2 separate regions of the Homo sapiens genome follow, and region 2 is linked to region 1. A link is a contact called in ENCODE POLR2A ChIA-PET data. All regions are on one chromosome and are shown on one strand. Each heading gives the region's core, a stretch centred on a gene start or an enhancer-like site at or near the end of the contact. The rest is flanking DNA. Distances are from core to core; before and after follow the strand shown. Region 1 overlaps PDE7B (phosphodiesterase 7B). Region 2 overlaps PDE7B (phosphodiesterase 7B).

Evidence for each region. ChIA-PET counts read pairs that join two places held with the same protein, here RNA polymerase II (POLR2A).
Region 2: POLR2A ChIA-PET joins it to region 1 with 13 read pairs in A549. The contact joins two enhancer-like sites. POLR2A ChIA-PET finds 5 or more read pairs at or near these places in 2 of 52 experiments (A549 and AG04450).

Annotation. Positions count from the first base shown.
Region 1 is chr6:135,933,672-135,939,010 of GRCh38, reverse strand. The region is part of intron 1 of PDE7B (phosphodiesterase 7B); the gene reads right to left. Among named protein-coding and RNA genes, the nearest start is that of PDE7B, 85 kb to the right of the region's middle. Within about 2 kb of position 2,535, at least 6 of the 41 ENCODE cell types and tissues checked have a DNase peak (open chromatin) inside an H3K27ac peak, as active enhancers do.
Region 2 is chr6:136,010,890-136,016,337 of GRCh38, reverse strand. All of the region lies in intron 2 of PDE7B (phosphodiesterase 7B), which reads right to left. Among named protein-coding and RNA genes, the nearest start is that of PDE7B-AS1, 59 kb to the left of the region's middle. Within about 2 kb of position 3,942, at least 4 of the 41 ENCODE cell types and tissues checked have a DNase peak (open chromatin) inside an H3K27ac peak, as active enhancers do.

The DNA of each region.
Region 1 (5,339 bases), core at 1,286-3,785:
AGCAGCGGTCTCCAGAGAGTCTCTCAGCATTTTATTACATACCCCTATTTTTAAATGTTTAAAAACTACTTATTATGAACCAAAACTTGGAAAACCTGCTTTCAGCCCAAGAGTAATTTTTATTTTTATTTTTTTAGTTATTAAGCAAACTTCCAAAATGCAGAACTGTGTTTTCTGTCATTTTATCCCTAGACAGTAGAGGGCAATAGAAAGGCTATATGGCTAAGATCTCCTCGTATCCCTGCAGGGAGATCCTGAGGTCAGATGGCGTGGTGCAGGCTCAGAGTCATTGCGTCTTACGTTGCACTCTCCAAGTCATGCAGCATTGTCTCCATGGGTCGTGGTTAGTCCTGATTCCCATAGCACACATCGAAATGCACATTGAAGACAGCCTCTTTCATTGTGCAAAACGACTATAGCCTCTGCACAAGCTCCATTTTAGAAAAACCTGTACCTGTGAAGGCTTATGGCATGGAGTACAGTGCGATCTCTGGTGCACCCAGTTATAGGAACTGACTAGGCATCTCAGTTCAAGGTACTTTGGGAATAATTGTGGTATGTGCTCTGGGAATTTTCCTGTAGCAGACTCAAATACATATGCCACAAATCTTGATACACAGTTCAAAAATGTCAGAAGTTTGCAATGCTATTTCATCTTTTACTTATTGTCTCAGAATCCCAAGGGTTTACACCTAGCCACACTTTGTTTTCAAAAAGATAGCTGTGAAGGCAAACAACTAAAGCCAAACACATTTCACTTATATACAGTCATTTTTAAAAGGTGAAGTCCATAGACACTTTGTGTTGGAGAAAACAGGAGGCAATATAGAACAAAAAAGAAAAGAAAACAGATTGGTGGACATAATGGAAAGAACTGAGTATATCGGGGTTCAAATCCCAAACCTATTCCTCAACAGCTGTGTGATCTTAGTCAGAGTTGACTTTTCCTTTCAAAACTCATTGTAGAGTACAGGGAGTAACAATGCTCACTCCTCTACAGAAATGTAATATATGAGAAACCATCTTATATACCCTAAAACCATAATGGGGCCTGCTGTGTATCTGGTTTTGCGGAAGGAAGAAGGTAGAAGCAGAATAGGGTCATTTGGTGGTAGTGTGTACAAGATACAAAGCACAGTTCTACCATGTAAATCATGGGGTTTTATGAGGGGAAGATTTTGCTCCTCCCATGATGGAGAGCCCTGGTCCTTCAGAGGTTAGCCTGCAGGACCAGAGGTCTACAGAGCAGAGGTCATTGGGGCAGGATGGAGGCAGTGACTCTGTCTGATGTGCCCTTATCCTTGGCATTGAGGAAGCGGGAAGAACCAACCTAGATTTGGGAAAAAGGGGTCCCTTCTAGGTGATCAGCCAAACTGGCTACATCCTGATGGGTTGTGGAAAACTTTCTGAATAATGTATTCTGATTAAGTAGGGGAGAGAGAAACTAGTATTAAACAAGTCTTCAGTGAAGGTTGGAGGTGCAAGATAAGCTGGGAGGGTGTTTGCTCTAAGAATGAGAAACTGTTGATGCAAAACTCTAAAGGCAATTGAGGAAATGAAGGAAATGAAGAATGGCTAGAAGGGAATGGGATTCAGATAACCAGGAGAACTGGAGAGTGGAGAGACGCAAGGCTGGGGAAGTTGGCAGGGGCCAGATCAGGAAGGGCCCTGCAGGACTCCATTTAGTGATTGGGCACAAGCCTAGATGCTGCAGGCCGTGGATCTGGAAGAAGGCCCCGCAGCTCACAGGCCATCTGTTCAAGGCAATAGAGAGATCCCAAAAGGGTTTAGGAAGTTTCTGTAACATGAGTACCACACGCAGCAGCCACGTTTGCTGACCAATGTCGCTCCTCACCACACTGAACAGGACCCTTAGGTGGAAAAAGGGTTCTGCTAAGTGGGGTACCACCTTGTTAGTGAGTGTCTAATGACATACTCCCAATTATGTCTAACACTTTTAGTTGTGTCAATCAGCCAAGTTGGAAAATGCCACCAGAGGCCCTCCTCACTCTGACTCCCTTCTTAGTAGTGTCTCACACAGTGTGTTCACAATCAGATAGATTTCTTTAGATTTAGTATACTCCATATGGTCTTTATGAAGCATAGATCACAGAAATGAGAACATGGCTTGTCAAAATTCCAAGTCTAGCATGACTGTATTATGAAGAATGTGGCCTTCTGAATCATGCAGAGAGTGAGCGTTGAGAATGCACTGAAAGTGGTGATGAACAGTCAGGCCTCTGGATCCTGGAAGGTGGAGGAACCAGGGTCCTGGAACAAATGCCCTCTCTTCACCCTTTTAGGGACATCTCCCTCTCAGAAACTGCTGGAAGAGCATGCTGCACTTCAAGAAAATCATTCCTTGACTTGACTCTCACCTTCAGAGGGAGATTTGACCCAGAAAAGGACCCTATGTTCCTGCCCCTGAGCCTGATACAATGTGCAGCAAGGCCTCAGTCTGTGTTGCTGCCGCCCCTGGACAGACGACACTGTGAGCTGCCAGGACAAGCGCCTTTTTGTCTGACTGTGTGTTGCCAACAAATATGTACTCACACTTGTTAAACTCCAGCCATCTGGTCGATGTGTCCAAGCTTTAGGCATTCGTTTTCCTGATTTACACTGCAATTGTCAAGCTACTTTATAAGACCCTACAGATAGCAAAAGGTTAATAGATAATATCAGCAATATCTCCAGATATTTGCCTATCTGATGTCCAGATCTCCAGACATCATGATTCAGAGATGCATGGGCTCTCATCCAGCCTGTAACTGAATGAATATTTACTCAGGACAAACGAGTACTTTATAATGTGCTCCTTGCAGCTCAGTGTAGCAATGCTCCTGTACATAAACCAACAATTAAATGTAATCCTATACACTTGTAGTTTAAAAAGAAATTCAAACCAGTCCTTGGAATTAAATAACCTCACTGCTAGAGAAAATGACTTCCAGAACATGAAGCCCAACATGCAAACGCAGAGCCTCTGAGCCACAAACGAACAAACACTTTTGCATAGGGAGAAGGGCATGTTGTTTAACTACTTGTGAGGTCAAAGATCCAGATGTTCCCATAGACAATCAAAAAACTATTACTGGTCAAATTGTATTGACCATTTCCACATGGACAGCGCTGAGACATGCATTTGGCCTCAGAAAGGAAATTTCCTTAAATTCTACTGGCAATCAATGGAAATCCCAAGCTAGAGCTAGAAAATCCAATATTTTGGAGAAATGACTGACAGGTTTTATAAGCTGCAAGTGAAAATGAAATTATGTGTATTTTGCTAACAGTCATACACTGCTTTGGTACAGTTTACTAAACTCCACAACAGACTTTGGCAAGATCAATATTTGAAAGACACCTCTTCAAGGTTCTCCCTCACTTCCTGAAGGTAGAGGCTTTCTGTATAGTTCATTCATTGCTGCTTCCAGCACTAGGATCAATATCCATCACATCATAGATTCTCAATAAATATTGCTTAGCTGAAAGAATGAGTACATAATCTGGGGCAAAAATACACTGAATCCATTTATTACTGCAATTAAAATCCGTGAGATGAAAATCCTTAAAGAGAAGAATATGTGAATAAAGTTATACTTAAATTAGTTCAGATTACAAGTTTTGATGCCATTACTCCACTAAGAAGTTAGCATCTGAGGCCATGCAGTGAATCTATTACAGATGCTTTAGGTGGAGTCAAACCTGAAGGCAAAGATTTCTCCATTCTTTCAGTGTTGAAATATCTTTCAATGTTTTTGAAAGATGTTTTTCCTGGAGAGCAAGAATCATGAAAATATATATATATATATATATATATATAAATAAATATATATATATAAAATTCTCTGTCTCATATATTTATTTATATATAAATATATACTTCATCTCTCTCTATATAAAATATATAGAGAAATATATATTATATATTTATTTATATATAAATATATACTTCATCTCTATATAAAATATATAGAGAAATATATATTATATATTTATTTATATATAAATATATACTTCATCTCTATATAAAATATATAGAGAAATATATATATTATATATAAATATATATTATATATTTAAATATATATTTAAATAAATATTTATATATATTTAAATATATATTTAAATAAATATTTATATATATTTTTATATATATTTATTTAAATAAATATATATATTTATTTATTAAATATATATATAATAAATATATATATTTAAAATATATATATAATAAATATATATATATATTTAAAAAATATATATATATATATTTTTTTTTTTGAGACAGAGTTTCACTCTTGTCTCCAGGCTGGAGTGCAATGGTGCAATCTCAGCTAACTGCAACCTCCACCTCCTGGGTTCAAGCAATTCTCCTGCCTCAGCCTCCCAAGTAGCTGGTATTACAGGCACCCACCACCATGCCCAGCTAATATTTGTATTTTTTTTAGTAGAGACAGAGTTTCACCACGTTGGCCAGACTGGTCTCGAACTCCTGACCTCAGGTGATCCGCCTGCCTTGGCCTCCCAAAGTGCTGGGATTACAGGCGTGAGCCACTGCACTGGGCCCGAATATATATATATTTTAAACAGCAGCTTTTTTCACTGACAAATATTACCAAAATTAAATAAATAAATAAAATTTGTTTTAAATCTCCTTGGTCAGAGTACGTATCCTGTAAATGGAGGGAATACCTATATTCTATCTCATTAGTACAGGGTTAAGGAGTTAAACTACCAAAGTGTTTCAAATGTCCAAGAAGAAAAATTATATAAAGGTCACTTGGGGATTATTTGAAGTAGTAGGTGTCATGTTATTCATGGTTTGTAGTTTTCATTCAAATTACTTTATTGCTTCAAGACCCTCTGTAGGCTTCTTTATAAGGAGAGATAATCATTGACATGAGTTTTAATTTTTATTAGTACTTACGCTCTAGTATGGGTATCTATTGGAGTAACTAAAATGCAAATACCAAATAGAGGTGAGTACCAACAGAGGTATAGGAAAGAAATAGTTCTTTATTTTTTGTGGACTGTGAAATCAATCCCAAATCATTGGGTTGCCTTTAAATTATTAAAGACTGACCAGGGGCATATTTGGTCCTCTTAGATCCTAAAATTTATAAAATATAAAGGGAGGACTCTTAAGAAAAGGAATACAAATGAATGGTCACAAAAATAAGAATGGAGTCTTAGAATGTGTCAATGAAATTGAGAAATCTTGAAGATCATACTTCATTAGCTTCCTAGTAAATCTGCCTGTGAAACTGACATTGCAATATGACATATTCATCATTTAACAATGATTATCATTTAACTGATAGTTAGCAAACTAGGAGATT
Region 2 (5,448 bases), core at 2,693-5,192, 76 kb before region 1:
ATTCAAATGCCATAGAAAAGAAGGTAGAAGAGAATGAATCAGAAAGAACCTACCATGTACAGATACTAGGTTGGACATTTTCCTTGTATCATCTAATCATCTCAGCAATGCTTCGAAATAGGACCTATTATCCTTATTGCACAGATGAGAAAAATAAAGACCCAGATAGGTTGTTTTTATACTTTCCTACGTATTAGAGGGAGCCGTGAGATGAATAGAACAAATTTAGCACAATTGAGAAACTCAATCCTGTAAGAGTAAATTATAACACTAACATTAACAATCTAGTTAATTCCTTGTTTAGTAAATCATCAAAGAAGTTTTTCTTTTATAGAGTTAAAATAATGAAGTGAAAAACATCATCTTTTCCATACATTAAAAATAAAGATATCAAATTCATTTTATTCTGTTTGACATAGATGTTCTCGTAGATCCTTGCATGAGTTAAAGGCTAAATTACTTTTTTTCAATCATAATACATACTGAGGCTTGTTTTTGCTGCCAAAACTGTTCTTTGGTTTAGAAAATTTCCCCTAGGTCATTTAGAAGTATTCCCAGAAAAGATGAAAATGCCAAAAACCTGGTCAAATTTTTTTTCAAGTATTGCACCAAGAATGGAAGGAATCCGGGAATCAAGAATGTATATTTATCTGGTTGCAAGGAGAAGAGGGGTTATCTGAATGCCAGCGACTCAGTGTTTGTCACTTTCATAGTTGACAATTTCCCCCTCGTTCTCTTGCTAACTTCATGTATTGTGTGGTCAATTTTCCAACCTTTCTCTTATTTTAAATATTACTTATTCTCAGGCGGAAAAGCCTCTTGAGAAAAATTTCTTTTTGGGCTCCACCTTTTCAAAGGAAAGTGCAAATTAGTTGTAGCAAATTTGTAATTCTATTTCCATCTTTAAAAAGAGATATTATTCAGGCATTGGTCTGCTCTGTCACCTTGAATCAGAAAATGGCTCCATCTGGTTTATTTAGTTTTTGATAGCTCACACTTCAAAGAAAGGCAAGGGTTATATCCGCTGACAATTGTGTAAGCCTGCGCAAGCAAAAATAAAATTCTCCCCCGACCCCCGCAGTGATCAGTATGTATATCCTGAAGCAGGAGAAAGCTGATGACGTCTGTTGTGGTTTGCTGACTCCCAGCAGGCTTCATTCTGCAGGCTTGACTCAGGAAAAAGAATCCCACCAGCTTCAAGTGAATTCTGCCCAAGTAAAGATTACTAATACAAATATCATGGAATTGGCTCTGGTGCTGCTTTTGGGCTTAAAATTCTGTGTGCGTGTCTGTGTGCTTGCACACGTACACGCACACGCATATATGTGTATTTTAACTTCAACATCGATATTCAACGTAATTTTTCAGAATTCCTTGCAGCTCTCATAGGGTATTTAAGCTTTCAGGCAAAGTTCTGGCAGCAGCTCCTCACATGCAATCGGCCAGACGTTCCACTGATATCTGTGTGGACTCTCCAAGGTCAGATTCAGTTCTGAATTGATGGAAAAATAACAGAGGGCCAATGTGTTTTACGCATTGTCATTTCAAAGAGATGAGGCTTTGAATAGAGGTACAAATCACCAATATTTCATTTTATGTGTAATTTTTACTCTACCTACTTTCAAAAGAACCCCAGTTCTGTTTCTACCCCGGCCTTGGTTATGCAACTGCTGTCTGCTTTGGCTGCCCCCTCTGCAATATAGGGATAATAATACTGCCACCTATGTCATGTCATAGAGGTGCTTTAAAACTAATGAATAGAGAACTACAGGAGCCTCTAGCTCTTTGAAATATAACCAGCTTACAGCTTGCAAGCTATTTTCAACAGGGCTAAAAGTTCACACACTAGATATGTTAATAGTTCTACAAAAACTTGCAAATAAGAGTGTGTTCATAAATTAAATAATTCAAATTAACTTTAAAATGAGTGGAATATATATCATGTGTATACATGCACACAGAAACAGGAAATGCATATAAATTGTTGAAATATTTGTTAAAAAATATCTTCATAGAAAAACTTAGAAAATTATATCACAAATACCCTGTACAAGTTAATATTGACAAAGATTATCACCTTAGTGGTATTGTGAGTGATTTTATTTTCATTGATATAGCTTTCCTCTATATTTCAAGTTTCCTAAAATGAACATGTCATTCTTGCAAAATTATGAAAATAATCTCAATAAATATCTTTTAAAAAACTAACTTGAAAGGGGGAAATTACTCAGGTAAAATTTAAATGGGGCTTTTAAGGAAAAATTCCTTTGAATTCTAAAAGAACAAGTTTGGGGTGAGACATAAATGAATTGGTCAAATTTAGTGCCAGTCCTAGAATACTTGGGTTTGAACTTAGTTTACAACAGGAAGAACCGCTCAGAGAAAACCTATCATTTAAGAAAATATTTAGTCCTTGCCCAGACCTAAAGTTTTCATATTTATCCACAAGTTTGTACAGTATGTCAGGAAGCAGTTACTTCTAGCCTTGTCTCTTCAATGTAGCACACTACTGTCAATAAATTTAATGCACACGAAAAGTACAAAAGGAAGATTCTGGCAGTCAAGTTAACCCTACTGCCCATTATTCCTGACATGCTGGATTGCTTCGAGTTCTTCTCATCTGCTGAAAGCCCTATCAACTCCAGGTTTTCTCATGTCCTGTTCCACCTTCCTGGAACACTCCTTCACCAGGCTAATTCCTACACGTATCTTAGGTATGAGTTTGCTCTTATGTTCCAGAAATCACATCTTGGTCCCCAAGGCCAAGTTCAACGGCCTCCCATGTGCTACTGTGGCCACCCCACATTCATTCCTAACAGCATGCTTATCTTGTCCACCACCTCTGGCCTGAAAGTCACTTGAGAGCGGAGATCCCTGTGCCTGGCACATAGTTTAGTGTGACACTTTGGATCAGGACTGCTGTGACTTCTCTCAGTTCCATAACTATTCCAGTCTACAGGATTTGGAAAGAAAGAGGAACACCTTTGTCTTGGCCATTGTCAGCATGCCTGTGTTTTTCTTCCACAAAAGAACTGGTGAAAAGAAGGAGAAACTTTAAAGATTTATTATGAGGAAATTTTGATTTAGCTTATTGCATAACTTATTTAGTAAAATTTGTTATTCATAAAAAAATACCTTGGCCTGTCTTAGAGAAGTGACTACATACACATAGGAATTTTAAAATAAAAAAGATGAAAAAAGTTTTTTTTCCCCTCTGACTATTGTAATTCTCAAAGGCAAACACTTGTGTTAGTTCTACACATGTTACATCAAAGATAACATGATTTCTCCTTCTTCTTTGAAAAATACCCTGCATCTGTAAACCATTAGCTTTCGTCTGGTGGTCTTGTTATATTGGATGAAATCCTTGAATGTTTCATGTCTCCATTTTTCTAACTGTAGAATGGGGCTAATTCTGCTCTCCACAGTGAAAGATAACAGAAAAAAGTTCATGTTTGAATACAGATGTTTGCTATTAATTAAAAGGGGGGAAATTACTTTCATATTAGAGTTTATTGTCAGAACACTCTCTTTAACTAGAGGAATTATATTCTTCTTTTCCTTATATGTTTGACTACCTCTTTCTGTATGTAGGCTTTAACACTTCCCTTCCTCATTTCTCAGCTAAAATGACTGAGCTGCTGAAAACCTTGCTGCTCTCCTGTTCTCCTGATAGTGAGGGAGTTCTCAGGAGATCTGGTTGTTTGGTAAGTGTCTGACATTTCCCCTGCTCACTCTTTCTCCTGCTGCCATGTAAGAGAATGGATTCTATAAGCACTCACAGGGAAATAGAAAAGACATTAAACACATATTCCTCGTTCCTTAACTTTTCCATATCATGACTGCAACTATTTGTGAATGGTTGTATTAGTAAAATGAGTAAGTTAGGACAAAGGAAGCAGTGACTTAAGCCAGTCCAGCTCCATAACTCTAGGCTGAGTCAGCATGTCCATTTTTTGCAGGAATCTTGATTTCTCCTCTTACCCAGACATTGCTGATAAAGAGTAGGATCTAAAATTCACAGTGTGGGGGCCAGAAACAGATCAAGAGAGAGCAAACCAGCAGAGACACCTCAAGAAAGGGAGCCTAGGAAGAAGGGAGCCTGGAGGCCTAATTTTGCTGTGAGTGGTTCCTCCTGAGCATTCAAAGGGTGGGAAGGGAGCTTGTAGGCAGGGGCTGGGAAGGGAGTGGGTGCTCTGTCTGGGGAGGGGTGCTGAGAGACAGGAGGGAAGCAGCATAGTTTGAGCCAGGGCAAGTAGAACAAGGAAGTTAAAGGGGTTGTTCAGGAGCCTTTTTGTATATTTCACTTGTAATTACATTGCCACAAATGTGTTCTTGACTTAGAATCGATCTTCTACCTCGTGAGAAAGACATAAACAAAACAAAGATCCTCAAGTTTCACCCAGGGGAGATGTACAAACTATATTCTAAATCATTATCATTTTCCAAGAACTCCAAGTCCCCAAATCCAATAAAACTTATACTCTGAAACTTCTCCTTTTTTTTTGTTTTAAGTAAAAATCTGACCACAGATACCTGCACATCCTATGATTCCAAGTGCAGCCACTCTGGAATGTCAGCGATGAGGCTCTAATTGAAGCTGTTTCATCAGGTTAGCAACTATGCATAGTGCCTGCCCCATGTTAGTTCAGGCACTTAGAAATATACACATACTGGGATGCTTCCCTGCACTGATTAGTCCACATTAAACCTCTGGTTAGCCAACACCGACAAGTTTGGGTAAAATGTGAGAACATTACTTAAGAGGCCAAGATCCACATTTGGACACAAGTATATTGCAATCATGCAAAAGAGATATTCCAAGGCCAGGCAGCCCAAGTAACCATTCATAATAAGAGATCTGTTTAAAAATGAAAATTATATTTTCTATAACTTTGGCTATATGATCCAATAGATTCTATAATGTTTCAAATAATGATAAATGGGCTCAAGATGACCTAAAGTCAGTCTTACTCTGCAAAGAAAGATGCTCCACGTTTTATATTCACTTGAGAAGGGAGGTGACTAAATCTTGGGAACCTTTGAGTATTGCCATTTGGATAAGAGAGCAGCCTGATACCCTGCTCTCTTGATACCCTGATACCCTGATCTCTGCTATAAAGAAAGGGAAAGGAAAATAAAGTCTTTTGAGGTTTGTTTTGTTTTGTTTTGTTTTTTTGATGGGGAGAAAGGGGGAGTTAGAAGTGAAAACCCATTATTAAGAATCTCTTTTTTCATCCAACATCTGAAAAAGTAAAACAAACAAATGAACCCCAGCTTGTGTCTATGTCTGAGGTGTGAGTAAAATGTAAATCTCCAAGGCTGAGGGTCTTGGTAATGTCAACAGTTGACTAGAGAGCATGTAATTTCCCACACGGCATGAAGTATAATCCCAGGTGAATGAACCTCCCTTGCAGTAATTCTGGGAGCACCCGGTGCAGCCTTTCA